Linked DNA regions of Mus musculus: all the other regions are linked to region 3. The links are chromatin loops, found by intact Hi-C in ENCODE. Cell type or tissue: left cerebral cortex. All regions are shown on one strand.

Evidence for each region. Hi-C counts contacts between places; a loop is a spot of excess contacts. Peaks named below come from ENCODE experiments on the same cell type or tissue, not always from the same donor. Only the 100,000 strongest peaks of a DNase experiment are listed, where the experiment ranks them.
Region 1: it touches region 3 in a loop (2.1-fold over the local background); 5 of 42 quality-filtered maps call a loop at or near these places.
Region 2: it touches region 3 in a loop (3-fold over the local background); 9 of 42 quality-filtered maps call a loop at or near these places.
Region 4: a loop joins it to region 3, with 3 times the contacts of the local background. A loop is called at or near these places in 9 of 42 quality-filtered maps.
Region 5: a loop joins it to region 3, with 2.3 times the contacts of the local background. A loop is called at or near these places in 9 of 42 quality-filtered maps.
Region 6: it touches region 3 in a loop (2.2-fold over the local background); 5 of 42 quality-filtered maps call a loop at or near these places.

What each region holds. Positions count from the first base shown.
Region 1 is chr9:9,107,101-9,112,100 of GRCm38, forward strand. The region is part of intron 4 of Arhgap42 (Rho GTPase activating protein 42); the gene reads right to left. Among named protein-coding and RNA genes, the nearest start is that of Gm16833, 130 kb to the right of the region's middle. In left cerebral cortex, no CTCF peak of the experiment used is centred here; DNase peaks (open chromatin) are centred at 1,105 and 2,038.
Region 2 is chr9:9,373,363-9,378,362 of GRCm38, forward strand. No RefSeq gene overlaps it. Among named protein-coding and RNA genes, the nearest start is that of Gm22815, 74 kb to the left of the region's middle. In left cerebral cortex, CTCF peaks have their summits at 2,116 (motif pointing left) and 3,471 (motif pointing right); DNase peaks (open chromatin) are centred at 2,107, 3,482, 3,765 and 4,106.
Region 3 is chr9:9,235,672-9,240,671 of GRCm38, forward strand. It overlaps Arhgap42 (Rho GTPase activating protein 42), which reads right to left and starts at 3,356. Exons shown (of 24, transcript NM_001372563.1): 1 at 2,955-3,356. The coding sequence starts at 3,108. Gm16833 (predicted gene, 16833) reads left to right here and starts at 617. Exons shown (of 4, transcript NR_045754.1): 1 at 617-780; 2 at 954-1,040. In left cerebral cortex, a CTCF peak has its summit at 2,843; DNase peaks (open chromatin) are centred at 1,718, 2,913, 3,012 and 3,311; H3K4me3 peaks cover 2,321 bases; H3K27ac peaks cover 1,104 bases.
Region 4 is chr9:9,049,314-9,054,313 of GRCm38, forward strand. All of the region lies in intron 6 of Arhgap42 (Rho GTPase activating protein 42), which reads right to left. Among named protein-coding and RNA genes, the nearest start is that of Pgr, 150 kb to the left of the region's middle. In left cerebral cortex, CTCF peaks have their summits at 97 (motif pointing right) and 2,027; DNase peaks (open chromatin) are centred at 81, 676, 2,033 and 3,789; H3K27ac peaks cover 320 bases.
Region 5 is chr9:9,361,914-9,366,913 of GRCm38, forward strand. No RefSeq gene overlaps it. Among named protein-coding and RNA genes, the nearest start is that of Gm22815, 63 kb to the left of the region's middle. In left cerebral cortex, no CTCF peak of the experiment used is centred here; no DNase peak of the experiment used is centred here.
Region 6 is chr9:9,098,255-9,103,254 of GRCm38, forward strand. All of the region lies in intron 4 of Arhgap42 (Rho GTPase activating protein 42), which reads right to left. Among named protein-coding and RNA genes, the nearest start is that of Gm16833, 140 kb to the right of the region's middle. In left cerebral cortex, no CTCF peak of the experiment used is centred here; DNase peaks (open chromatin) are centred at 2,932, 3,782 and 4,052; H3K27ac peaks cover 1,490 bases.

The sequences.
Region 1 (5,000 bases), 130 kb before region 3:
GCTTCATTGAAAGAACTTAGGTAACTAGAGGTGTGTTCTTGAAATGGTTCTTGGGACTCCAGACCTCCCTCTTCTTCAGAAGAGAGCACCTTCTTCTGCCAGCCATCCTTTGTCATGTGTGTAGCCCTGTGGCAGGACCAAAGGCAACAGAGCCAGAAGACTACGAACTGAACTCTGAAACCACAGCCAAATTAAATGAAAGAGGAAAGGCTGATCTCAGGCCCTCGTTATAGTCACAGAAAACCATGGCACAGTAGAGACCTGTGCAGACACACAAAGAAAAACAGGACAGGGACAGAGAAACATGACACATCATGAAACCTGAGACCCAACGTCAAGTGCAAGGAAGACAGAAGACTCAAAAAGTCTGTGCTTCACTGGAAACAAGACAGTAGTAGCTCAGAGCAAAGACAACCATGACCTGAAAGAAACCCAAGTGACCTTCTGCCTGTACATGCATAGCCATGAACTCACTTACATGTATCACACACACACACACACACACTCACATGCACACACACACACACACACACACAAAACACACACACACACATGTGCACATACACACTGACTTCTAAGAGGGCTTAGTTACTCCATGGATTGTATGACACTGGTGATTTATATGTTTAGTTTTGAACAGTACAACTAACAGCAGTGTGCAGTTAGCAAGCATACTTGCTAAATTATGGTGCAAACCATATTACTTAATGTGGTTCATATTTTTAAAAACTTAAAAACAAGAACAACAGCTCTAGTCCTCCAGTGTGCAGGAAGCACCTCAGACATTTTACAAATGTTCTCAGCTGTGGCAGTTCCTCATTTCTCAGCCTTCTGCTTCACCTGGGAGGTTAGTTCCCCTTGGTACTGATTGGAAATCTTCAAGCAGTTCTATTTGATTTTGCTGTAGTTTTTGAGACAGAGTTTCATGTAGCCCAGGTTGGCTTCAAACTCCCAGAATCTAAGTCTTGCCTTGAAAATACTACTCCTCCAGTGTCTACCTCCCGAATGCCAGGACTATTAAATGCATGTGCTTTCCCACTCATGATTCTGCCAGTCTTAGACCTGCATCTGATAGATACCAACATGCCACAGGCCTCTGCCAGCCCCACTGATCATCAGAATGGATTTGTTCTTCCCCAGTGTTTAGGGAATACTCCGCCCTGTGTGCGGCATTAAAGCTGCTCCGTCATAGCTCTTGATTTCCAACATTTGCTATTACTGTGAGTGTGCTGAGGATAGCAACACAGGCTATCTGCGTGCTCTTGGGGCTAAGAATGAAACAGCTCAGTACTCTCTGCAGAACATTTCAATGTCTAGGACAGATGACAGCATGCTAATAAAATTTCCAATGACTCAGAACTGGGGAAGAAGGACAGCCTGGACATGATCGCGTCTATATGCCAAGGGTCTCAGAATTTTGGAATAAAGAGACTGAAACTTTATAAGAATCTCACCAAAATCTCTGCTAGGCAAGAGGTGAAGGGAACCTAATTTCAAGGTTTCTAATATTCTATTTTTATCTCATTAAACAATGTGATGAATGGCATTACATGGACACCTGTTTCATTTTGGATTTTTATGTCTGTGCACATGTGTTTAATTGCTGTCATTGTATGTGTGTGACTTTGCATACGGAGGCCAGAAGGCAATCTATGGAGTGTTTAGTTCCCACTGAAAGCAAAGATTTAAGTTTAGCCAGGAGAGGTAGGAGACTTCTTCAGTCCCAGCACTTGGGATGCCAGAGCAGACCTTTCTGTGCGACTTTGAAGCCAGCCTGATCTACATAACAGCCTGGTCTACAAAACAAGTTCTAGGCTAGCCGGAGGTACATTGTGAAACACTGTCTCAAAACAAATCAAACATTCCAAAATTTGTCACCATTTTATCAAGAAACCACTCTCCTAGAATTGCCAAAGGAACTAGGTTTGTTTAAAAAAAAAAAAAAAAAAAAACACACATTGCAAGAAAACAAGTTTGATTCCTATCTAAGTCCTAACCACTAAGGAATGCAGATAAATTTAGTATATAGCAGTATTTCTCAAGATCTCATAGCACAGATACCACCATGACGTCAGCAAGGCTCCACTGTCATATAACCAACTATAACTTATATATATATATATCACATGTACATGGTTCTAGCACTTTAAAAAATTATGTATTGGACCTAAAAATGGATCAGAAGGATAAAACAAAAATAAAACTTGTGGGAACACTTAAAATATTCCTAAGTATGGGAATTCATCCAGTGATCTACAGCATTGCTCACAGGAAAAAAACAGTAGTAATTAATTCTATAATTTAGGTTTAATTAAATTAAAATATGAGCACCTAATTTCTTGTTTTATTTAAATTAAAAAAGAGGCAATGCCTCTTAATCTCTTGGAGTTTCAGGTGAGTAGTGTAAAAACAATAGTGGCTGCTACTCTAAAGCTGCTGTGTGGGGTAGAGCTTTGTAATTGTGCAGTGTATCTTTCTCAAGCAATGTCCATCCATGATACACCTGAGAACCACATTTTATCAACCTCTGTGATCAACGCAGGTATGTCTCTTCTATGATACAACGTGAGACCAAGTAACCTACATATGTGCTGACCTGCTCAGTTAAAACCCACATAACAGTAACACCTACTGGCAACTCTGAAATAAAAGCGGGGACCTTCTTGGCCCTTACTATGTGAAAACAAACTCAAGCTCAGAAGATAGTTTTTAGTTAGCGAAGCTTTGATTTCATGTTTGTGTACTAACATAAAATTTACTTCTAGAACCTCACTCTTCAAATGATCTCATGCATTACTCATTTTGATGAATAAAGAAAGAAATATTTTTTGCATTTACCAAAATATGTTGGTGTTATTGAACAGTCATGTGAATTCGCTCGTCTGTGTTTAAAATCTGACCCCACCTCGGCCCATTTGCTTAACTTCTACATTCTGCAGCGTCCCCACCTAACAGCTTCCTGTCTCTGGTGATGACTGTGAGGAGAGATGAGTGTACGTGCAAAGTGCTTAGGAAGTGTTTGGTTATTTGTTATTATTTACAAATATAACCAATTACTAGCAATCAAAACTTTGCAGCTTCAAACATGTATTATGCTCTCCTGATGAAGGTTCAGTCTATATTTCTCAGTGAGCTCCCCTCTGGGGGTACAGTGAAGAGAACATAGCTCCCCACACCAGCAGTCTTCTCACTCTTCTAGGCTCCCATACTGCTCTACAGAAAACTCCTTTGTGAAATATTCAATTCTACTATTAGCAAGTAGAGGATTATACAAAATACATTTGAATTACCAAAATCTTAAGTGCAGCCAAACCTCCTCATTTCAAACTCAGCTAGTTAATATGATTCCCTAGCTGGTCTCTGGAACCTCCAGCACACACGAGATGTGCAACCTGACTACTTTTTTAGAGAAAAGCAACTTGAGAAGTCCAAGCTAAGATACTGCTATAACTTAATCATTAAGAACATGTACTGAGCAGGGCATGGTGGCACTCACTTTTAATCTTAGGACTTCAAAGGCAGAGGCAGGTGAATTTCTGTCAATTTGAGGCCAGCCTACTCTTACAAAGCAAGTGCCAGGATAGCAAGACCTACACAGAGAAACCCTATAAGTAAAAACTTGAAAAAAAAAATGAAAGAAAAGAAAGGAGGAAGGGAGGGAGGGAGGGAGGGAGGGAGAGAGAGAGGAAGGAAGGAAGGACACATACTGCTTTTTCAGAGAGAGGTCCTGTATTAAGTGCCTAGTATCCATGTCAGATGGCTAACAGCCATCTATCACTCCAGCTCACTGAGTTATAAAGCCCTCTTCTGTCTCCTTTGGGCAATTGCACTTACATGGACATACCCACACAGAGACCCACACTCTAGTATCATTAAAACTAAAACTTTAAGAAAATAATGTCAACAAAGAGACTTGCTGATAGATTTGGAATGCTAATAAATGACTTCTTATCTGCCTATAGAACTCAAATATGATGATTAACTGGAGAAAGTTCCACTGGGAAGCCATGAACAGCACATGGAAACCAGACCAGACCAGTATCTACATGGCCTATCGGCAATGGAGAGAATGTAAGACTTAAGCTACCAAAACCGCACTGTGAACCATAAACCACCTCCCTCCAGATTAATCTCACCACATGTCCAAGACTGTCCACTGCACTGCATGAGAGATCACAAGGTGAACAAAAGCCTTACCACTCAGAACATCAACAATTCTCCAAGATTATCTAAAGCCATGTATATACATAGGACAACAAAGCAGACCACAGCCATTTTTCACATGGACAGACTCTGTGGCTGTGACATAATTCTGGCAGTTCTGCCTGGATTTCTCTTCAGGATGCTACAAACTAAAGTAACATATGCAAGACACATTTAAAAATAATAAGCAAATGTTCAGAACTACTACAGGCAGAGCAAAAGGATGCTTGTGCTCTGTTACAGTCTTCAACATGAAGTCACTGTAGAAGAATGGAGTTCACTTTGCAGCGACTACCATTGCATTGTTTAGCTCTGTATTCAAATCATAGAAAAATGTTCACATGCCTTCCATCAAACTCTCAGAAATGAAAATCAGCATCTTCAAAAGCATTTCTTTCCAAAGTAAAAGCAACTTTCAACTTTTATGGCCAGGACTTTTTAAGTTCTTTCCTCTAGAAAAGTCGTCAGTGTGGAGCATCTAGTGTGTGCTAGAGATTTCAGGGACCAGTCAGGGAATCATATTAACTACTTGAGTTTGAAATGAGGAGGTTTGGCTGTACCTAAGGTTTTTTGGTAATTAAGTTGTGTTTTTGTATAATCCTCTACTTGCTAATAGTAGAATTGAATATTTCACAAAGGAGTTTTCTGAAGAGCAGTACGGGAGCTTTGAAGAGTCAGAAGATTGCAGGTGTAGGGAGCTACATTTTCCTCCCTGCACCCCAAGAGGGGAGCACACTGAGAAATGATCCCTGGGACTCCATAAAGTCACTTCTATTTCAATTACAGCTATGCATTCT
Region 2 (5,000 bases), 140 kb after region 3:
GAGGCCTTCCTAGTGTCCTTTCTATTTTGTGTTTCTCCAGGTTGATAGAGATATATGGTCAACTAAACCAGCCAATGCTGGAAGAAGAGGTGCAAAGTCCTTTCTACCTGGGTTTGCTGGGATGTTCCATCTCTACCATGCTATAGGTATTTGTGATGCTAGAGAGATTTGGTAAAAATGTGTGCTCATTGTTACTGAGTGACTGATTGATAAAAACTGCTCTAAATCATTATTGGCAATCAGGATTTTGTTGGCCTTTGGCTTAGTTTTTCTCCATATGGTTTAGGTTTTGTGGCTGTGTTTCTAGTTCTGAGTGACTGCAAAAAAGTGAAACATTAAGAAAATAAAAATAAAATATGATTTGAGAATTCCATCTATCCCAATTCTGTAAATAAGTATTTTTTTTAAAGAGATCAAGAGTATGCCTGAGGTCATGTCCATGTCTTTGTGTTATGCTGCTGCAGGAGGCCATACTGATGTGAGTGGCTTGCTCTGCTATCTGAGGCCTTGTGATATCTAGCCTATGCTGCTGCTGAGGGCCGTGTCTGGATCTGTGTTGATGTTTGTGGACCATGTTACCACTGAAGGCCACGTGGCTGTCAGTGGTGTGTGCTGAAGCCATGTGGATGCCCAGTTGTCGTGCTGCTGTTAGGGGCCATATTGAAGTGGATGGCCTGCATGGAAGGCCATGCTGATGTCAATGGTCAGGCAACCTCCGAAGGCCTTGTCTGGGTCTGTGGTTCTGCAGCATCAGGAGTCTATGTTTGTGGTCTGTGCTGCTACCAGAAACTAAGTGGAGGACATTCATCTGTGCTCCTGCTGACTGTAAAGACTGAGGACTACTTTTGCTGTGATTTTGATGATACAGGCACACAGTTGAGAGGGAGAGGCATGGCAGGCTTCTGTGGTAACCCCTACTCTCTCAATCCCCATCCCCACTCCTTAAATAAAAACCTAGACAGGAAGCCACCAAAGAGAACTCCTAAAAAGTGTGATGGAAATGAGAAAGAGTAACTCTTCACAATTGATGCCTTCTGGTGGGAGTGGGAGAGGAAGGTCTTGTTCAAGGACTTGTTTAAGGGGCAGTCCTCTAAGAGTTTGACCGTATGTTCGGTAGAGAACAAAGGTTGCTCCATCCCACCTTGAGGGATATACTGTGAACACTAGGAGAAAAGGGGAGGGAGAGAGAGTCAGAGTAGGGAGAGGAAGAAGAGAGACTGGGAGACATAAAAAGAGAGAAGGAAGAAAGGGATGGAGGAGACCAGGGAGATGGAGAGTTTGGGAAGGGGAGGAAAGGTGCAAAAGATGGGAAGCGAGAGAGAAGGTGAGGGAAAAGATAGAGGGGAGACAAGGAGAAACAAAGGGCAAGGGAGAGAGAGGAAAGAAGAAAGGAGAGAGGGACAGAGGGGGGAGAGGAGGAGACAGAGAGAAGGAAGCGGGAAAGGGACAGAGAGAAAGGGGACAGAGAGGAGGGAAAGGACGAAAGAATAGGGAGAAAAGAAGGAGGAAGAAGGCAGATTTATCATAACTCACCCCACGGACTCCCTAGCTGAATTCTACTTCCTTCTCCAGTGCTCAATTATTGGTTTGTTGTTGCTCACTAACTTTTAAAGTGTAGGCAGGTAGCCAGGTGTGGTAGTGCACTCCTTTAATCCCAGCACTCAGGAGGCAGAGACAGGCGGATTTCTGAGTTCGAGACCAGCCTGGTCTACAAAGTGAGTTCCAGGACAGCCAGGGCTATACAGAGAAACCCTGTCTCGAAAAACCAAAAAAAAGAAAAAAAAAAAAAAAAAGTAAGCAGGTGCAGTTGCAAATACAATTTGATGCATAATTGCCATTATTATGCTTGGCATTTGCAAATTTAATTCTAATTACAGAATTAGCTGCTGTCTTGTATCAGAAGGAAAAGAAAGTGTTTTAATTTAACATTTTAATAGGAAGTGTATGCATATTTACTAACTTCATTATGAAATAATCATCAAGCAATTTTTGACTATCTATGCCACAAAACACAATGAGATTTTTTTTTGATGGAAGATGCTATAGTCTTATTTTAATAGAAGCATGTTTTATTCACAGCAAACATTCTACGCTCAGTCCTTGGGTGCCCCCTTGTGGACATAAGTAGTGACTAGTAAAGCAGGTGAAAGCAAATGGGTTTTACATTTGCTCTGACTTAGCAGAGAGATATAGTGACAAAAGCATAGAATGCTTTCTTTTCTTAGTACCTTAGTGCAATAACCACATTATATGTCATATAGTATATGCGCACGTATAAATAAAATTTATTTATTTATTTATTTATTTATTTATTTATTTATTAAGGGTCTCACTCTATAGCCTCTTGGCTGGCCTGGAACTCTTTATGTAGGTGAGGCTGGCTTGAGACTCATAGAGATCCACCTACTCTGTCTCCTGAGTGTTGGAGATCAGAGACACCACAACTGGAAAACACCACATAGTATTATTGATAAGAGTCAGATGGCAAGTATGATAAGTATATAACATACAAATGTATATTTGTTGTATCAGATGGGTTAATAAAACATTGTGTACTCAGAATGTCCCTCAAGATATGAAAATCAATGGCTGTTATTGTAGAGGACCAGAGACAGATCCCAGCACTCACGCTGGCTGTCTCCAACTGCCTGCAACTGCTGCTCTACATGAACAGATACCCTCTTCTTCCTCAGAGGACTCTACATTCCTGTGCACATACCCACTATCCCTCTTATTAAGAAAATACATAAACACTAAGAAAACGCAACATAAAAGAAAACAGGAATGTGGAGACAGGAGAAAAACAAAGAAAGCCAGGCTTCTGTCTGTTCCCCAACAGTCAGAGGAAGAAACATCAGCACCATGTGAGTGAAATCAGCCCTTAGCCTCCTAAGCAACCTGCCCTAGCCAGCTAGGCAGGCTGGCCGTCCTTACTGAAGCAAAACAGTACAGCTTTCACGAGGCTTTGTCCAACTTGCGTGCTCAGTAAGTACCTATGCTACAGACTCCAATGAGCCATAGTCATTTCAGCCTTTGGAAAGATATCCTGGTGTGTGTGTGTGTGTGTGTGTGTGTGTGTGTGTGTGTGTGTGTGTTTGTGTTTGTGTTTGAGCGGTGTATGTAGAAGACAAGTACTTTTTACGTGCTTTCAAAGTAAATTATCACAGAGCACTCTCAGACAGAACCACCCTTCTCCCCTCTAAAATCAGAGACAATCCTTTTCTCAGATTTCACTGACTTAAACAGCTGCAGGAAAAATCTCTCTTCCTTCAACATCAGCTAATGCACAATTCTGAAACATTTTGCTATTTTATTAAAAGATGATGTGCGATATTAAAGTCATAGAGGGTGATCTGTATGTCAATGGTCTCAAATTCAAATTTGAATCTCAAATTCAATCCAGTTCTCACTTCCTGAAGAGAAAAGCTACTTTTGAAGTACTCAGAACCATTTAGACACACTAAGTTTTTCCCACAAGATGTCACTGTTGTACCAAAAAATGCAGTCACAAGTGTATTTTTCTGTCTCTGACCTTATTTTTATAAATTGATTCAAAAATATTCATATACAGGATATAGTCTTGAACCTAAGGACATCTATGAATTGATTAGATTTGTAGATACTCAGTAGCCCCTGAACCTGTATCAAGCAAGCATATCTTAATTGTATGCATCCAAAATATAAAACTGGTCATGTATAAATACACAGAAGGCTATAGTTGAGATGATTTACTAGACACATTTTCTGAGGGTGGTGGAAGCCCAATCATCTCACTGCATGTGTATGATACTCAGGTTGAGAGCATTAGTGGACTTAGCAGATCGAACAAAACAGGTTTGCTCACCCATCCTCCACATGCCACTGAGAAAATGAAGATTTATTCATTGTTGGGAAGAGGGACAATGATATCCAGTGGCCCCCAGCCCATCTTTTGTGAAGGGTCTGAAGATGTCAGGGAGATCAGAGACCAAAATCTATCTCAGCCACTGGGGTAATATCTGAGAGATGAATTCACTAGTGTGAGTCAGCTTTCTAGTTTGTAAATGGCAGTGGTAATTTCTCATGGTTTCTTCTGGAGTAAACTAAGACCGCAAATGTAAAGCAGCTAGAAGGGGGAGGTTGAGGCTGGAGTGATGGCTCAATGGTTAAGAGCACCTGCTGCTCTTGCAGAGAACTCAGGCTTGAATCTCTGCACCCACATGGCTGGTCACAGAAGTGTAATTCCAGTCGCAAGGAACAGATTCCCTTTTCTGGCCTCTTCTGGCACTACACACATGCGATATATGGACATACACGCAGGCAAAAATCTACATGCAAAACAATAAAAAGAAGGAAGAAAACATTTAGCGACAGTGGGTGCTTCTTGTTAATTCAGAGAGGAGACTGTTAATATGAATCACATTTAACACGTTGAGCATAGCCATAGTGTATGCTGAGGCTTGAATTGGCTTCACAGGTGTAGAATTCCTGTTCTAACACTTAAATATAGGTACAATGATTTAAGTACTTGGAATAACTGATAGTCTGGAATGAAATGGCCTTTATTCATGATTTTGCTTGTTGAATTCAGCTACTTATTTGAAGAATAAATGGCTCTGGACCTGCTTTTGTCCTGATTCTCCTCAGCTGGTGATTGGAACCAAAATTTGCCTTAAGTTTGGCAACTGAATTTAGTTAAACAGCATTTGGCTAATTGTTAGTCAAACTGTTGGATTTCTTCTTGTCTGGCCACAATGCATTGTATATGGCTCCTATTTTTAAGCCTCCATTAGCTCCCTAAGGATCCTAAGATAAACTGAAAACATGGCTGACATCTGCAGCCTGCCCAATTAGTCTAATCAACCTCAGATGACAAAGCCAGAATGTCCTTACACCAACTCATCTGCCACATGTCACAAAAGGAGGATCTGAGTCCCAGAGCCTGAATGAACTTGCCCAGTGCAGTACTTCTCCTGAGGTATTAACCAGGACTATTATTCAAGTATCTTTGCTCCCTGGCA
Region 3 (5,000 bases):
ACATTCCTACACATAAAATACAATTTTAAACTCAGTATGGTAGTACAATCCTGTGATCCCAGAACTGGAGAACTTGTAACAGATGCATTTTAAATCAAGGCCTATCTGAGTTACATCGTGACACATTGTCTCAAAGTACAAAGAAACAACATCAACAACCACAAAAAGCCCACAGAATAAAACTTTCTAGTTGAATATATGAGCAATCTTACAATCAACTAAAGAAACTTGGGTCAAGAAGCATGTGTGTAATCTTATTGAAACAGGCGTGCTATACATAAAAACCAAAACAACAACAAAAAAAGTATGTACAATTATTATAGTGCCGTGAGACAATAATACCAGGACTCCAGAGGTAGAAACAGCAAGATAGAGAGCTCAGAGCCAGCCTAGGCTACATAAGGATCTGCCACAAACAAACAAACAAACAAACACAATGCATAGAGAAAAAGTTACTATATAATTGAGAATAGAAACCAGACACTGATATCATTAGTTAAACAGGGTTATATTAGAAAATCATTAGTGAAACAATGTTTAGTTAAAATGCTGAAATGGACCATAGGCTTAACAATTAAACTAGTTGAAAACCCCCTCAGAAAGGTGAGGAAAAGTCAGAAGGGCAACTGGAGGATCAGGGCTCCCTCAGTGAGACTGGGAAAGCACTAAGACAACTTCAGAACCTTCAAACAAGGTAGTGGGATCCCAGCAGCTTAAGAGGGAGGGTGTCTAGCAGCAGTGGCCTGGCCTGAAGGATCCTCCATACGGAAGACTGTATTGGTGAGCAACAGGCAGTACTCTACTGTGACCTCAAGGACTGTTTGCTTCCCCATTTGATAGCTGATACTGGGGGGTGTGTGTGTGTGTGTGTGTGTGTGTGTGTGTGTGTGTGTGTTGGCTTGCCTGTGATCATCTGAAGTGTCTTGGGAATTTCTTCTCTCCTTCCACCACAGGTTCCGGAGTGTGAACTCAAGTGGTCAGGCTTGCATGGCATGCATGGTTACCCACCGAGCCAACTCACAAGTTCTGGGAATTCTTTGGTAAGAAATAAAACATTTCTTTCATAATGAAAGAAGTAATAAGTGCGTGTTAGTTACAAGAATGCACTGTCATGCCGGGCGTGGTGGTGCACGCCTTTAGTCCCAGCACTTGGGAGGCAGAGGCAGGCGGATTTCTGAGTTCGAGGCCAGCCTGGTCTACAAAGTGAGTTCCAGGACAGCCAGGGCTACTCAGAGAAACCCTGTCTCAAAAACCCAAAAAAAAAAAAAAAAAAAAAAAAGAATGCACTGTCATCACACAGCATTCTGGAAAGATAACAGGTTTATACATTTAAGGGCATACGGCTGGTTTCATGAGGCAGGGTCTCAATATGTCCAGCCTAGTCAGGGCCAGCCTACAGGCTGCATTTGTCTCAGGGTAGCTGTGGATGCAGAACAGTAGATCTTCAAATAACAATATCAGAAGGTTGGGCATTCCTGTTATTCTCTAGGTCTTGATACACTCACCACTTCCTCTGGTGTGCATGACAGAACAGCTCTAACAGGGCTGAGAAACACATTGCCTTTATAAAGCTAAGCTGAAGAATCCCAGGGAAGTGTGCAACAGCACCAGTGAAAAAACACACGTGTCAGGAAGTATTTCCAACGTGCGAAACACCAAATGCAGAGCACCTGAGATCCCAAGTGTAGTCAGCCTGCCTAGCATAACACACCAGGAATGGTTTAGCCTCTATGAGGAGGCATCCCTGGCGAGGAGGGTTCCCTAGTAACAACTCAAGGAACTGCAAAGAAGCATTGCACATTGTCACAAACCACAGTAAATAATCATTATCATAGTAGTCTCAAATCCCAATTAATTGACAATGGGCATTCCATCTGTGCAATTACAGCAACCCTGAACATGTCCTGGGGACTACCAGATCACCCAGAGGCCTCTCCATCCTGTAAGCGCCCTCATAAGAGGCCAGAGTCCGAAGCACTTCTCTTTTCAGAAGCTGAAGCCTTCCCAATTTTCCATGTAAGACACAAGTGGATTCTGGGAAAGGCAATGGTTAACGTTTAGCGTGTACTAAGTAATCCACTTGGTTCTCAGTATGAGAAAGCTTGAGTTGTAATAATGGAAGGGGAAGTTCTAAAGGAGAAACGAGTAAAGAATATCCTGAAGGGAGAAGTGTGGGAAAGATACTGACATCTACCAGGTCTGACTGAATGTAGACCTGAGCTCTCACCAATGACCAACACTGCACACCACACGATGCAAGCCAAAATTTAATACGAACAGAACACTCACAAGGGCTTTAAAATACACGGGTACCCTATTGGGTCCAAACAGCTTACCAATGGCCAAACTGCAGACGTGTATTTTTAAAAGGTCAAATCAATGACGAGTCATTGTTGTATGAAATTACTTTTCCTAAAGTATTATTAAATTCACTAGCTTCACTTTAACTCTCCAGACTCCCTTGTTTCCACTCTTCCCAGAGAGTTTGGCTTGCTTTGATTTGTTGTTGTTGTTGTTTGGTTTGTTTGTTTTGTTTATGAGACAGGGTCTCACTCTGTTGCCCTGACTGGCGTGGCTCTCTCCACCACCTTAAAACGAAAAATCAAAACAATTTAAAACAACAACAACAAAACCAACCCCCCACCAAAAACAACAACAACAACAACCAGGCACCGAAACTTTAGCAACAACAAACAAAAGTGAAAGTCTCTACCAACTTTTCACTGACAAGTCTCAAAAGTTGACTCTCAAGGGCTGTAGGGGAAACTTTTCCTCCCCAGTGTTGCCTGGGAAGTAAATCCGCACCACTAAGAACAGACTTTGTTGGCCACCAGCAGGGGAGCTCTTCAGCTTTTGTCCCCAATCCATTCAAACAAAAGAAGTTCGGTCTGGGGCTTCCCAACCAGGGTCCCGCACCCCATGGGGTCTTGCACACTTGGGGGCCCGTCACTCACTTCTCAGCGCCCCGATGAGCAGAGAGCCATCCTTCAGCAGCTCTTTGATGAACTTGTTGGTTCTCTCCAGCTCGATCTCGTGACACTGCAATCGCTCCCTAAAATCCGGGCTGTCCAAATACGAATCGCTGAACTCCAGAGTGGGCAGCCCCATGGCCCAGGCGCGGCGGCCGCTAGCTGCGGCGGGTGCGGGGACACTGCGAACGCGGGGGAGCGCTGGGGAGAGCGGAGGACTGGGCCCCGCGCGCCGGGCTCAGTGCAGCTGCCCCGAGGCCGGGCGGAGGCTCCGGGCGCTGTCACCGGCTCGCATCGTCGCTCGCTCGCACCGTGGGGGTGGCGAGGCTACAAGCTGTAGCGCAGAGGAGTCTTCTGACAGCGTCACTCGCTGACCCTGGGGACAGTGGCGCGCGCTTAGCTGGCGGCGCCTCACGGCGACTCGGGCCCGTAGGGAAACCCGCCCCCTGTGCGGAGCGCACGCGGGCCGGCCTGCAGCTCCCGGGCAGACCCTCCTCCACCCTCCCCGCCCCTCGCTGTCCCCGCCCGGTCCCCGCCCGGTCCCTGCGGTGCGCACTTTGCTCCCCGCACCCAGCACTGCTGTGTTGTAGCCTCACCCGATTCCTACCCGTCCCCGTCTGGGCCCACTGAGAGCGCCAGGCCCTGTGCGCCCCAAACCATCTCCAACCCCCAGCGTCCCCCTCAGGAACAGTCTGACTCCCACGTTAACCCCTGCGGGAACTACCACTTCCCAGCCGGTTCAAGTTTCACTTCAGGGTCCTGCCCATAAGTCCAAAATAGAAAGGATGTCCCGCCTGACTCCCAACCCCGCTGCATTGACCCATCAGTGAGGTGTGTTGGGTGTTATCCCTCAGTCTGTAAGAAAGGGGAATTGATTTTATTAACTCATTTCACATGTTATATACCCCTGTTTTAGTGTCTCTAATTGACACCTGGGTGGGTGGACCTACAAGTTCAGAGACTTTCATCGACTTGACCTGATCAAGCATTTCAAAGGAATCATTAATTCCTTTGGTGGTGGTGGTAGGTAATACCTGCATTCAACTGGCTGAAGCAGGAGAATTGCCAAGAGTTCAAGGCCAACATGGACTACACAGAGAAACACTGTCTCTGAGATGAATATATATATATGAATTCCTGCAAAGAGTCAATTAGCAGAGGTTGACCTAATAAATGTGCGTTCTGTTGAAACCCTGACAACAAAATAACCTACTATTTTATGTCATCCTGCACTCACCTGTAGCTTTTTTGAGAACTCCGTTACTTTTCTTAAGGATCTGTTTTTAATTTCTACATTTCCACTGCTTTGTATATTTGAACCATCTGTTTTTAAAAAAGAAAGGAAGGAAGGAAAAAAGAAACTTGTACAAATCATGGGAAAATCCACTGAAGTGCTTTACATTTTTTCCCAATTAAATTTCAGGAACCTTTAGCTGCAATTTTTTTCAGCCATACAATAACATTAAAAGTAGCATGTAAACAGCCAGGAATGGTGGTGCATGCCTTTAATCCCAGCACTCGGAAGGCAGAGGCAGGTGGATTTCTGAGTTCGAGGCCAGCCTGGTCTACAGAGTGAGTTCCAGGACAGCCAGGGCTACCCAGAAAAACCCTGTCTCGAAAAACCAAACAAACAAAACAACAAAACAAAACAAAAAGCAAAAATAGCATGTAAACTTTAAAACAGACAAAACCATGTAAACAGTATGCTTGATGACTTTTTTTAAATTCTCATTTTAAAAGCTTACATCCATATTTTTAGTACGAGTCTGCACACTTTAGAAATGTGTGATGACAGTTCTATACATTTTCTTTTTGTGATATTTATTTCTAGGGATGGGAACACACATCTGAACAGTGGAAGTCAAGGGACACTCGGCTGTAACTGGTTCCTTCCACAAGGGATAAACCAGGGATTGAACTCAGATTCTCTGGCCTAGCAGCAATCACTTTTGTCAGCTGAGCCGTCTTGCCAGCCCTCATCTTAGCTATTTTAATTTCTGAGTGTGGAGCTTGTCTGTCAGTTTCATAGAT
Region 4 (5,000 bases), 190 kb before region 3:
GTGAAAAGGCATTAGATTTAGAGACTGGGCAGGATATCCCAGGAAGGAGCTGGCCACAGTCAATAACAATTTGTCCAGAGGGAGAAAAGAAAATTTACCAGCAGGTGGCAGTATAGATCCTGTTTTGACTAGGGAAGTCTATTCAAGGAGAATTTAAAGCAGATTAAGAGTGAGTTCGAGGCCAGCCTGGTCTACAAAGTTAGTTCCAGGACAGCCAGAGCTATATAGAGAAACTCTGTCTTGAAAAACCAAAAACCAAAAACAAAACAAAAAAAAAAAAAAACAAAAACAAAAAAAAAAAGAGTTGAGTCAGAACATAGGATCACATGATCATTTTTACTCTGAGCAAAATCTTCAGAAAAGAAATTTCATATTCCTAGCCTTGAAATAACAAATTCTTTTGTGCTTACATCTGTAAATAAGGAGGACTTATAAAATTATGGGATGAGTATGTATGTTACTAAGTTTATCTAGAAAAAATGATTCATTTGGTACTTTATATAATTGCCTGCAGTCTTATTCCATAGCCATAGCCACTGTCTCGGTCAGCCTACAGCTTCTTGCTGCAATAGAGTGGAAAATACCTTCAAAAGAAGCCTATACTGTACCATTTGTTATTTTTCAAATTAAAAAGAGAAAGGCTATTTGAAACCATCTTCTTATGAGAGTGGCTTCTCTCACCTCCTCTGTGTGGGGAGGCAGGAACACCCAAGAGTCATCCCATGTGTGTGTTGGGATTGCTAATTCGAGTATGAGCCGGATCTACTAGGGAATGATGACTTCATGCTTTTCTTTCAACATGCAAGTCAACTCCATTCTGAGTTAGGTTCATTTTTAGGAGTTTAACACTAAAAATAATTTCTTAAGTTTTTTTTTTTTCATTTAACTTAATTCTCCAGTTTAGAGCAAACTGGGGCTTAAAGCTGAATTTAAACACTTCCAGGTAGGCCCTGCATGTGTAGATCTAGACTTTTTCAAAGATTAAAAAACATTAAAATACTTCTGAAATGCCTAACTAACAGCAGTCCTCTGACTAGCCATTAGAAGAGCATTTTCTCTGTTGGCATCAGTAATTGGCCCACAGTGAAACTCTCCCACTGAGGATTAGACATCATAGGTAGTGGGTCATTTCAAAGCCATCAGAAGCCACCCAGTTAATTACATTTACAGGGAAGATATTTTTAAAACATTGCAAAAACCTACAAAATATCTAACACCCTTAAATCTACTTTTCTAATATTCTGACTTCTCAGAGTATGGGAGCGGGAAGGCATACTGTGTCAGAAATATCATGGCATCTAAATAGTGTGTGTGGATTCCTGGAGTCTAGCTTGAGGCTCTGGAGTACAGTTAGTTTATCTATTAAAAAATTAGATGCATACAGAAGTGTCACATGTTTGTCAAGTCACTCGAAAGGAAGTAATTTGATAGAGATTGTGGCGAGCCAGCACTCTCCACTGAGACCTGTTTGCTAATTGAGCTTTAAAAGTCATGATTCCAGCACTTCTGTCTCTCTGAGGTTGCTCTGTATCCTAAGCATTTCCAACACATCGACTGCCACAGACAGAAATCCCCCTGCCAGCCTCATTAGTGGGGCTGTAGAACGTCGTAATAGGAAGCATGCATTTTCTTCCAACACATTCTAAGCACCCAGAAGGGAGTGAACAATTTTATTGAAGCACATAAAAATTACATACCGAGAGATGGCTCAGAGGTTAAGAGTACTAGCTGCTCTTGCAGAGGATCTGGATGCTGACATCCAGCCTCCAAATGGCAGCTTATAACACGCTGTAACTCTGGTTTCCAGGGATTTAGTGGCCCTCTTTTGGCCTCCATGGGTATTAGGTACATATATGGTTCACATACATACATGCAGACTAAGCTTATACACACACAAAGTAAAATAAATAAATAAATCTGAAATATTAATTAATGGCACACCAAGAGCGGTCACCTTTTTCCTTGATGCTGCATTTCCTTGGAAGAAGCTTGGTAAAGTCTAAACAAAATGGGTGTGAAAGAAGAGTCCCTAGATGGCGGTAGAGCTCAACGTTTTAAAAAGGAGTGTGTCCATGTACAGGCTGGTGGCACACTAGACAGATGCCATGGTGGTAAACCAATGGCGGTCAGTAGAAAGACCCAGGGAATATGGACACCTGCCCTTCCCAGACCTTCGTCATCTTTGGTCAGTATGGGGGAAAACAAACAAACAAACAAACAAACAAACAAACAAACAAAAAGAAATAAGGCTTAAGCTCTCTATAGAGTAAATGTGACCTTCACAAAAATGATAATAAGGACTAATTGATGTATAATTTTATTTTACACTTAGTATTTTGTGTCTATGTGTGCATGCAGTGGGTGAGTGTGTCACGGTGCACATGTACAGAACAATCAAGAAGGAGTTGGCACTTTCCTTCTACCATGTGGGTTTTAGGGAATAGGGCTTGGTGGCAAGTACTTTTTCTCCAGATTCACATTCGTTTAGTACCAGGAAACTCTGTCACACTTTATTGTTTCCATGGTGTTTAGAGTTAAATTGTTATTTATTAGCCCTCAAACAAAACCAAAAGTCAAAACTTATATACATACTGCAATAAATTGACTGTCATAAAAAAGACCTGTGCCAAGAAGTTTAAGTGGGATGTCACAATTTGGGATAAGGTAAGGAGAAACACACACACACACACACACACACACTTCAAGTGAATGGAAGCTTCCATTTCCTCACAGTTCAACAATACTAATCATACTTGACATCATGACACCATGTTTTTAGATAATTTTTAGAACTAAATAAACGTTCATAATCTTCCCACCTATTGGTGGCCACTTGACTAAAATCCAAATGGATTCGTGGGCATGCATTAGCTACTCATCTCTACACAGACAACTCAGTGGGATAAAGTAAGATGATAGAGCGGGGGCAGTGCCTAGTAAGAGGCAGAACCAGCTGCAGCAGGATGCTCCAAAGCCCCTACTTCCCACAGCCACACACCAACTTCTCATAGTTCCACAACCTCTGGAAACTGGGACATGCATTAAAATACATGGGCATGTGGAGGACACTCCACACCAAAGTACATGTGTGTAAAAGGAAATGCAAGACATCTAGAGTACAAAGCAAATTGCAAAACTAACCATTTGCCACTGCCCTGAACTTGTATACACAAAATACTAAAGAATCCATTTTAAAGAAAACTAATAGAACTAATAAGCCACTTCTGTGAGATTAGTGTGCAAAGACTGAGTTTATACTGGCATACACTACAACAGACAATCTGAAATGAAATTAAGAAAACTCCCATCTTCAACTGCCTTAAAGGAATAAAATACTTACCAGCTAATTTGGTAAATTTAATTCAAAACTTATTTTGAAAACCATGAATGTAGCATAAATAAATTAAAAATTGAAACAAATAAAATCTCTCCCTTTCACAGTTTGAAGAACTTGAAACTGTTAAGAAGGTATTTTCTCCACATTGAAAGGCAAGTACGGTAAAATCAAAACCACACGTCACATCTTTGCAGAATCCAGAAATTGTAAATTCACATAGAATGGGAAGCAGTACTAGCTGACCAAAGAGCTCTTAGTAAAAATAGAGTAGGAAGGCTTACACATCTTATGTCATTCCAACTTAATGCCAGACAGCATAAATGGGCAGCTCACTGTGATGGGAACTGACAAACAGATACATATCAGTGACCATGGCAGAGTTTGAATGGCCACATTTGGTTCTCAGCTGGTAGCACTGTTAGGGAGGCTGTGGAACTTTCAGGAGGTGGGATGCTGCTGGAGGAAATGAGTCACTGCAAGTTAGACTTATGGTTTACCATCCACTTGGCTTCTAGTTCTCTATTCTGCCCAGATCTGAGCCATCTCCCACAGCTACCTTGCATTCTCTATCACAATGGACTGAGTCCCCCTAAACAGTGAACCACATATATCTTCCCACACACACCACAAATCTCTGGTTAACCAATGCTTCACAAGATTCTCAAGAGTCTCACAACTAGGGAATAAACAGGCATTGGTGAATATCTGAATAGATTCCCTCCCCACACATCAGGAACCTTATATACATACTGCAATAAATTGACTGTCATAAAAAAGACCTTTGCCAAGAAGGGTAAGTGGGATGTCACAATTTGGGATAAGGTAGGGGGAAACACACACACACACACACACACACACACACACACACACACACACTTCAAGTGAATGGAGGCTTCCATTTCCCCACAGTTCAAGAATACTAATCATACCTTTTGCCTGCCATCTGTGAACAAATGATTATAAATTTTCCTTTTGATACAACTAAGATCATATCATAGAAAGAGATACCTGAGTGTTTCCAGACAGAATGAGCCATAAGAAAGCTCAGATGTGGCAACAGCCCATCCCTAAGTCACTCTCCAGAAGGTACACAGATAAGAAAATACCATCCCAAGTTCAGACAAGGAATAATTGTACAGTTAGTGGGCAGAGCCAGAAAGACATGTAAATATGTGTGGAAGAAATGTACAGGGAAAATTAAATTGTCAAAATTTATGGACTCTCATACTGTGGTTTAAAAATAGGCCTTAACTTAGAAATGCCTATTGGCAAGTGTTACAGGAGTTCTCCACCTAGGGCAGAAGTAAGAAGCGTGGCTTTCTAAACTACAGTGTGTGCCAGCAGGAGGATGGGTCAGTGGTTAAGAGAGCTTCCAGTTCTTCCAGAGGATACAAGTTTGGCTCCCAGTACCCACATCAGGAGGCACACAACCTGTTAACTCTGATTCTCAGGGATCTAATGCCCTCTTCTTGCCTCCAAGTTGCATGCACATGTGTGCTTGTGCATGTGTGCACACACACGCGCGCGCGCACACACACACACATACACATATATAAAGTTTTTCAAAATCTTACACACACACACCCAATAAAACCTCATCATGGGGCTCTCTGTCAGGGCTTAGTCAGAAAGAGGGGAGTAGGAATCATAAGTAGTGCCCTTT
Region 5 (5,000 bases), 130 kb after region 3:
AAATCTAAATCCTTCAGTGGTGAATCCTAGGGGATTTGCCATATAAGCTGGGAGACATCTTGTCTCCTCTATGTTCCTGTCAAACCCCCCTATTTCTCTTCTGCCTATTCTCTTCCCTGTCCAAGCCAGAAGTTCCTACTTGCCCAGTGACTGGCTCCTTTATTCATTGGGAGATGCATCACAAGAAGTCACCTGAGTACATGACGCATTCCTCGTTACATACAACCCTCCTGGAAAAACACAGACAACACTAGGGCCATCCAAAACAAGAGGACTTTCTTTTCTGGTCCAATCTATTTGGTATTCTGTATGTTTCTACTTTTATAGGCATTTTATTTTTTAGGTTAGGAACAATTTCTTTCATGATTTTGTTGAAAATATTTTCTGAGCCTTTGAGCTGGGATTCTTCTTCAATTTCTATTTTTCTTAGGTTTCATCTTTTCATAGTACTTCAGATGTCCTAGTGCCAAGAATTTTCTAGATTTAACATTTTCTTTGACCAATGGATTAATTTCTCCTATTGTATTTTTTATGTCCAAGATTCCCCCTTCCATTTCTTGTATTCTGTTGGTGATGCTTGCTTTTGTAGTTTCTGTCCAAATTCCTTAATCTTTCATTTCCAGACTTCACTCAATCTGTGTTTTCTTTATTGCTTCTGTTTCCATTTCCAGGCCTTGAACAGTTTTATTTGTTTCCTTCATCTGCTTGTATTTTCTTGGTTTTCTTTAAGGGATTTAGTCATTTCCTCCAATTGTTAGTGTTTTCTTGGATTTCTTAAGGGATTTATGCATTTCCTCTTTAAGGACCTCTATCTTCTTTGTATAGTTGGTTTTAAGGTCTTGTCCTTCAGCTGAATTGAAATATCCAAGACCTGCTGAAGTAGGATGGCTGGGCTCTAGTGGAAGTGCTGGCTTCTAGGAATCTGGGTTTGGGATGATTATAGATCTTGGTGCTGAGTTTTGAGTGTGTTGTGGGTGGGTGTTTTATTCCTAGGTTTCTATAATGGCCAAGTGTTGCCCATTTTATTGGCCTACTCGGTATGTTCACAGGGACTGCCTACAGGTGTTAGAGGATGCTATGCAGTTATGGACAGGGAGAAGATAGGAGGGCATGGTCTATGGGATCCACAGGAGATGCAGGCAGGTGCACCTGGTGATTTGTTGCGATTCTAGGTCTAGGATCAAGGGATTGGCTCTAGGGCAGTGGTTCTCAGCTTTTCTAATGCTGCTGTCCTTTAATACCATTCCACATGTTGTGATGACCTCTAAATTATTCCATTGCTGCTTCATAACTGTAATTTTGCTGTTAATAATAATAATAATTTTGCTATTATTAATTAATATATTATTAATCAATGTGAATATATGATATGTGGGATTTATGCTATGTTATTGCTTTGAAAGCATCATTCTAACTTCCTAAGGTTTAGATACACTAGTCTTGGGGAACAGGGAGAGGTCTGTGTTGGGGGAAGGTTTGTGTGCAGCCTACTCATTTTTCTGGCTGGCATGGCCTATAGTTGAGTGGAAGGGGTCTGTTGGAGGTAGGGCCTGGGATACAGTGATAAATGGAGAGAAAGAGGTTAGGAGGGGATGGTGTGTGGGATCTACAGGATTTGTGGGCAGGGAAAAGGGAGGATGCAGCTGGTGATGTCACAGCTTGAGTAAAACATTTCTTAAAAACCCTTGTTTTTAAGAAATAAATATTCAGCCTCAAAGAATTAAAAGGTAATGTAATATAGTTCAGGTTATGTAGAACATCTCAGATGTCTTATTACATTCATAAATCATAAATATTTCAGATAGATATAAGTGAGAATATGATACATGTCCTTAACTCCAGCACCTGGGAGGCAGAGGCAGACCGATCCCTGTGAGTTTGAGGCCAGCCTGGTCTATACAGGGAGTTCCAGGTCAACCAGGGCTACATAGTAAGTCCTTATCTCAAATAAGTCAATAAGTAAGTAAGTAAATAAATAAATAAATAAATAAATAAGCACGTAAGTAAAGAGATAAATAAAAATGTGTACAGCATCATTTTAACACATTAAATTATTAAAACAGTTTGAACATTCAATCTGCAATTAAAAGTAAGGGAAATGCAAGAGGAAGGAAGAGGAGAAATATTGAGAGAGGGGGGGGGGTCAGGGAAGAAAATCTAGGCAGATTCAAGTAAGCTTGTGAGCTGCCTAGGGAGCTGAGACCTGAGGAAATCTCATGGAGAAATGATAATGTGTCTGAGAGGCTCAGACAGGCAGCCTTCCAGGGAAGAGCAGCCCACTCGCACCTCAGCATTGTTGAGGTTACTGTCCCCCACCAGTCACTGGCAGGTGAAGATTTGCTGTTGATGCTCATGGTCCAATGATATCATTGGAATCTTAAATGTTTTACATGGTGGTTTAATCATGACCTGATTTGGGCCTCTGGGATTATGCCTTGCCAGCATCATTTGTGAATTTAATTTTAGTTCTGAGGTGATTTTAATAAAAACTAATTGCTTAGGTAATTAGTGCTATGAAAACATGTGGAAGAGAGTTGCACACACAGAACACACATCATGGTCAAGTATTCATCAGGAAGTCATTGCTACATTTTTTGGCAAAGTTTACTTAAAATTACATTTTCTGTGCTAAACATCTCTTCCTATATACAAAATGTTTCCCATTACACCCACTAGACAACTTTCTAGTTTTTATTTTTATACATATTTTACCCTTTATTTTATGTGTATGTATGTAGGCCTGAATGAACATATGTTCACAACATGAGATTGGGTGTTTAGGAGGCCAGAGAACTTTGGACTCCATGGAATTGGAATTACAGGTAGGTCTGAACCACCTGATGTAGGTCCTGGGAATTAAAGCCGGGGAGTAGGAACTAGAACAGAAGTGAGCCACTGAACCATTTTCATAGCCACTACTATGAGTGTGTGTGCGTGTGTATGACTGTGTTCATACATATTCAGGTTCTCTTGAAGGGCAGAAGAGGGTTTTGGATCTCCTGGTACTGGAATTATAGGCAGTTGTGAGTTGCTCCATGTGGGTGCTGAGAACTGAATCTGGGTCCATTTTAAAAACAGCTTGCTCTCATAAGCACCCAGTCATCTCTGCAGCTCCTGTTGTTCATGTTTTCAAGTTCTGAGAAGGTTGAGTTCTGTGCAGAGATGGTGCAAGTTCATTCAAAAGACTGATTTATGAAGTCTCAATGTGGCAGCTCGGTGCCTGCCCTTCCAAGATGCCCTGATTCTTGGTATAACAACTGGACCGTATGGCCTTGCACTTGGGATGACTCTGTAGCCTTGCACTTCTGTAGGTCTGGGTGTGACTGAAGTGCACAGAGGAGTTTGGAGTTTAGTAAAACCTCTCAGATTGTTTCTCAAACAGTTTGTCAGATAAACTTTCTGATTCTGAGACTTGAGTGTACCTCAGAGTACCCCAAGAGATATTTTAATTCCCATGCCTTTGAGTAGGTTGTTCTGAAGTCACGAAGAGCTTGTCCTGAAACAATTGCTTAATGCTCAACAGTTGAGAAATCAAACAATTTCAGTCTTCTGGATCATTTAATGAATCACTGTGAAGTCTTCCTTGCACTCCATTTTCTTCTCTCAGCACCAAATGGCGATAACATCTGGCTCCAATATTAAACCAAATCAAAGTTTTGGCAGGTTTGCTGATTGTTTCCTATGAATAAACCTGTGACTGAGCAAGAGTCCTAGGATTAGGCAAAATGCTATATAATGTTACTGCCTGAAGTGATCATACAATATGGTCTTGAGCTGAGCCTTAAAATTTTTTTTGTATTTTTATTTTTTTTAGATTGGATATTTTGTTTATATTTCAAATGTAGTCTCCTTTTCTGGTTCTCCTTCTGTGAATTCTCTATCCCATCCCCCCTTACCCACCTTCTATGAGGGTTCTCCTCTAGCTACTCACATTGGTACACACCTCTGTCAATTTCTTGACCCTGTGTACATCTCCTCCATCTCCTCCCATACCTAATTCTGACCCACTTTCCCCCCTCCCCCTTCTTTCTTCCTCCCAAGTCCCTCCCACCTTCTACTTCCTTTGATTATATTGTTACCCCTTCTAAGTAGGTCTGTTGCATCCACTCTTTGGTCGTCCTTCCTCTTGAGCTTCATATAGTCCGTGAGTTGTATCATGGGAATTCCATGATCTTTACCTAACTTTTTGTTGAAGGACGATTTTACTGGATATTCGAATGGCTACTCCAGCTTGTTTCTTAGGATTATTTGCTTGGAAAATTGTTTTCCAGTCCTTTATTCTGAAGTAGTGTTTGTCTTTGACACTGAGGTGCATTTCCTGTATGCAGCAAAATGTTGGGTCCTGTTTATGCACCCAGTCTGTTAGTCTATGTCTTTATATTGGGGAATTGAGTCCATTGATGTTAAAAGATATTAAGGAATAGTGATTGTTGCTTCCTGTTATTTTTGTTGTTAGAGGTGGAATTATGTTTGTGGGCTATCTTCTTTTGAGTTTGTTGAAAGATTACTTTATTGCTTTTTCTAGGGTGTAGTTTCCTACCTTGTGTTGGAGTTTTCCATCTATTATCCTTTGTAGGGCTGGATTTGTGGAAAGATTGTGTAAATGTGGTTTTGTCATTGAATATCTTGATTTCTCCACCTATTACCATATTTGAGAGTTTTGCTGAGTATAGTAGTCTTAGCAGGCATTTGTGTTCTCTGAAGGTCTGTGTTACATCTGTCCAGGATCTTCTAGCTTTCATAATCTCTGTTGAGAAGTCTGGTGTAATTCTGATAGATTTGCCTTTATATGTTACTTGACCTTTTTTCCTTAGTGCTTTTAATATTCTTTCTTTGTTTTGTGCATTTGGTGTTTTGTTATGTGATGGGAGGAATTTCTTTTCTGGTCCAATCTATTTGGAGTTCTGTAGGCTTCTTGTATGTTCATGGGCATCTCTTTCTTTAAGTTAGGGAAGTTTTCTTCTATAATTTTTTGAAGACATTTACTGGCTCTTAAAGTT
Region 6 (5,000 bases), 140 kb before region 3:
ATTCAATAAATCAAGAAATCAAAGATTGAAAAGTTGACTTGGGCTGGGGAGATGGCTCTGTGGTTAAGAGCACTGACTGCTCTTTAAAAGGTCCTGAGTTCAAATCCCAGCAACCACATGGTGGCTCACAACCATCTGTAATGAGATCTGACGCCCTCTTCTGGTACATCTGAAGACAGCTAAAGTGTACTTAGATATAATAATAAATAAAATTTTAGGCCGACAGAAGCGAGTAGAGATTCTGAATTCAAATTCCCAGCAACCACATGATGGCTCAAAACCATCAGTACAGCTACAGTCTACTTATATACATAAAATAAATAAATAAATAAATAAATAAATAAATAAATAAATAACTTTTTTTAAAAAAGTAATGACTTATAACATACATTTCATAATACATAAGACCCTGTCACATCACCAGTGTCATATGGTTTCATCAAAATCCTTCAAGATCTGGGCTGAAGAGATAGCTCAGGGGTTAAGAGCACTTGCTGACATTCATGCTGAGGACCACAGTTCTCTTCTAGCCCCCAGAACCTTATTACCCCAGCTCCTGAGGCACCCTTTGCTCTCTTCTGGCCTCTGGAGGTACTGTTCTCATGTGCGCATTCTCAGAAACACACAAACATGTCATTTAAAAAACAAAATCTTTTAAAAAAATTGCTATTATATTTACTTATCCAAGGTTACACAATTTCAAGTCGTAAAGATGTTACTCTTAGGACTTAAAGGGTCCACATATGTATGACCGGTGCACGTGCTGGAAAGGGTACGGAATTCATCTTGTCCTATTGCCTCTAACTTAGCCCACTGGGAACAACTTGGCTACAGTGAATTAGATGAGGGTGTCAAGGTGGCCCCAAAGCACTTTAGTTGTTGTGGGAACTTTAAAAGGTTTCACATTTTGTAGCTTGAGCTCCATGTACATTTATAACTTTGCTGTGGCTATAGTCCTTTCAGACTAATTTAAAGAATTTCATTATTAACCTTTGTAGTTGCAATAAAAACTATAAAATCCCAATCTGAACTTAACTTGGCAATTATAGACCTCTATGATCTTTTTGTTATTTTTTAATTGACCAAAGCAATTATATATGCTAGCCAACAACAAAACATGTTAAAACAAATTTAGGGGAAAAGTTTATGATATAAAAAAAGGTTTAGAAACCAATTTCAAGTTTATATAGATACAAAATAATGCAACCACTTGATGAAAGCTAAGTGAAAGGCTTTCTAAATGGAAGGAAAAGAAACTGCCTGTAGCTATCCCAGCCACATGGTGAGCCTGACTTAACAGACTCTATGAACACTGAGATTGGAATACACCACGGGTTCAGGAAACAGTGGGCCCCACAGATTGAGTTTAGGTTGTAAGTCTTGACGGCAAGTGGCTTTACCACCAAGCTATCTCACTAGCCCATCTTGGCTGAGCCATCTTACCAACTCCTCTTTGCCTATTTTAAAAAGCAGTATGGCAAATCCTTATAAATAACCTAAGAAAGTGGTCAATATAAAAAAAAAAATTCCATAAGATTCCATAGAAGATTAAGCTGTGACCAACACAATTTGCTCTGTATACATATGAACTGCTTTTATAAAATCTACCCAATGGTTCAACATTAGACTTACTGTGCTCAGTTCTAAGATGTCAAGGGAAAGTGACCGCTAGGCTATGTCCTTCTCTCAAGCATGTGTCATGGGAGGAACAGAGGAACCAAAGCTTTGGAGTCTAAGAAAATTTGCAATCCCAGAATTTTATAAGCACTCCCTTGTCTGCCTGTGGCACAACTGGACCATCTTTGGGTGCTGCCAAAGCAGCCTTAGACCAACTGGCAGTTGAACGAATGAACAAATTCAATCATTCTAAGTATAGCCGGTCATGTTTCTAGACAAATAACCAGGAAGCAAGGGAAATGGGTTGGCTTCAACTCAGCAAGACCATTAACCCAAAATACTGAAGCATTTTCAGAATGGCCAAAACATAGAGACTAATTGTCTATAGGGTCCTAAGCCACACATGGGACATCTATATTATATGCTGTCCCCCAAGATTCATGGACCTTCTCAGAAGGAGATATAGAAGAGTCAGAAGTTACAAAGGACTGGAGAAAAGCAAAATCTTAAGTTCTGGATGGGACTACAGCATCTGTAGTTGTCTGAACAAAACTGAGCCAATCAATTTTCCAGGTTTGGGAAGCTTGTTAGTCTACTGATAGTGGAGAAGCTGCTCACATTAGGTGGCTGCTGGGGGAAGTTTTCCTAAGGGTGTAGCCTCTGGATAGCAAGTTTCAGTAGACCTTACATGAGGAATATATGGGTAGCACAAATTGGACTCATTGGATCATGGAATAACTAACTAATTTTTCAAAAGTAAATACAAACTAGGGAAGAGTAGGGACAGCTGGTTCTGTGATGAATTAGAGGGACAGAGTAAACACGATCAAAACTGATCATAAATATGCATGAAATTCTGAAAACTCAATAAAAGATCGTATTAAAAACCCTCTTTCCAGGTTTCCATGACCACCCAGGCCCTGATTTTCTACACTGTTTTTGCTTGTTTGTGTGTTTGAGACATGAACTTGATGTATAACAGACAAAGTTTTGATCACTCTCTCCTATATTCTGGTATCGCATGCTTCAGCCACCACACAGAGCATCCCTCAGTGTTTTTGCAGTCTTAGAATTGCTTTTTGCAGTCTGTCCACCCTGGAGACTGAGGCAGAATTCTGACAGTTTTTTGAGAGCCCATCCTCAAAACACAAACAGAAAATATTTCACATTTCTCCTGAATCTCAAAGTTGCTCTGAGTCACTGTTGGTTCTCTGGGGGAGAACACCGACAGAGATTTTGGAAACATTTTGAAATAGGAGCCATAAATTTCACTATGGAAAAGTCACACTGGAATGCATAAATTGGGAGGGAAGTGTACAGAGAGAGGACCTGACAAAACTCTGCAAAGTTCTAGAGCTCAGCCTGGGTGATGTCATCGTTGGTGACGTCATCAGCAAGATTCCCCTCTGGCTCCCACCAAACATTTTTGTGCCAACTTGCTAGCTAACAGTAAATGGATCATTTCAGCATTTTTTATTCATTAGTTTTATAGACTTGCTTGTGAAGATGAATTCCTAGGTTGTACTAAAGAAGGCCCTCAGAAAATAAACGTGACAGATTAAAAGGGGAAGAAAATGTTACATTGATTCAGTTTTGAGGTATTCTGAAGGACCATTATAGCTTATGCTAAAACAAAGGCAAACCAACTAGCCTTGACAGATTGTTCAAAAGCTTAAGGATCCATTTTAAAATGCCAGGAGTGATGGTACGTGCATGTAATTCCGGAGCTGACGAGGCGGAGAAAAGAAGATCCCTAGGGCTCACTGGTCAGGCAGCCTGAACCGCCCCAGACTGCTTTCTCAAAGAAACCAAGGCAGATGCTTCTGAAGTGCACACAGTCTTCTAATTGTGCCCGTGGTGACTAGTTTTAATGAACAGCTTGACTGGGTTACGAAACCGCGAAGGCATTTGTAAATCACTCTTTTGCATCTGGAAGGACGTTTTCCAGAAAGGGTTAGCTGAAGCAGGAAGACCTGTCCTGGATGTGGGTAGCAACATCCTGTGGGCTGCCATCTTAGAGTGAATGAAAGAGGAAAAGGGAGGAAATGTTCAGGGCACCCACATTTCCCCACTTCCTGCTTCCTAGAGAAGTGAGCAAGCAGCCTCATGGGCCATCTGTGACAGCCAACCACCAGCCATGCTATCATCGCACCTTCCCAGCTACAGCCTACACCCTCAAACAATGAGCCAAAGAAACCCTTCCCCACTGAAGTGGGCTCTTGTCGGGTATCTGGTCACAACAAAAAGAAAAGAAACAAACAGATTGCCTCCTTTAGGTGTTAATTATATTGCAACTGAGTTATAAGGAAGAGCTCCAGGTACAAACTGTTCAATTTCAAGCATTAAACATTTGAGTGTCGTCTAGACAAAATAAACCACCCTAGATAGTGTCCTCTAAAATTATACTGCATTCTGACAACTACGCCTACTTCTGCAGTTGTCTAGGTCCCACACACAGAGCCACAAAGCACATCATTACTTTCTGCAACCCCAAGTACTAAAACTGTCTCTTCACTTGTCTATGAGGTTCCAGCTGACTGGTATAATCTTTTCCTGGCATGTCCAAGGTCTGTTTTCAGTCACCAACATTGTACAAGGGAAAAGATAGTTAATATCCATTCATCTCCCAAATCAAGTATCAAAGGCTACTAACCTTCAGAATTTTAATATTAATGAGGAAGCAGACAGAAATTACACCAATACCAATATCTACACCATATGTCTCTGTACCAACTACTGGGCATTTCTAAATGAATACACCAACCGGAGCAGCTAAGTTGGACAATAAATGAAACCTTGTGACCTGGGCTACAGGCAGTGTATGGATGAGGCAAGTCTCCACTCAGAGCAAAGACCTCTGGATCCCAGGCTAAAACACAAGCTGGCCATTTGAATCCAAGTTTTGTTTTAGACTTCATGCCTCTTGCTTAATGACTTTCTCAGCTGAAAACCATGAGAGCAAGGGAAAAGAATCCTAAAAGATGAAGGAGACAGGAGAATACAGGGTAACATAACATGGAGGAGCTCAGATCAGGCGGGAAGTGAAACTGTTTGCACATCTCTGTCTGTCTGTGCATCTGTCTGTGTGTCTGTGTGCATGTGTGTATGTGTATATGTGTATCTGTGTCTGCCTATCTGTCAGTGTTTCTGTGTGTATCTGTCTGTCTGTGTCTCTCTGTGCCTCGTGTCTGTGTAGACAAGAGGAGAGAGAACAAGCAGAGGTTACCCTGGTGGATTAAAGGCCAACAGAATTGGTTAGGGTTGTAAGGCTAAATCAAGGATCTACATGTGGGGAAGGGCAACTAGACAGACAGAAAGACTACCATCTTCTGTTCCAGGAAGATGTCCACCGTCACAGGGATAAGCATCAACCAAAGCAGCAG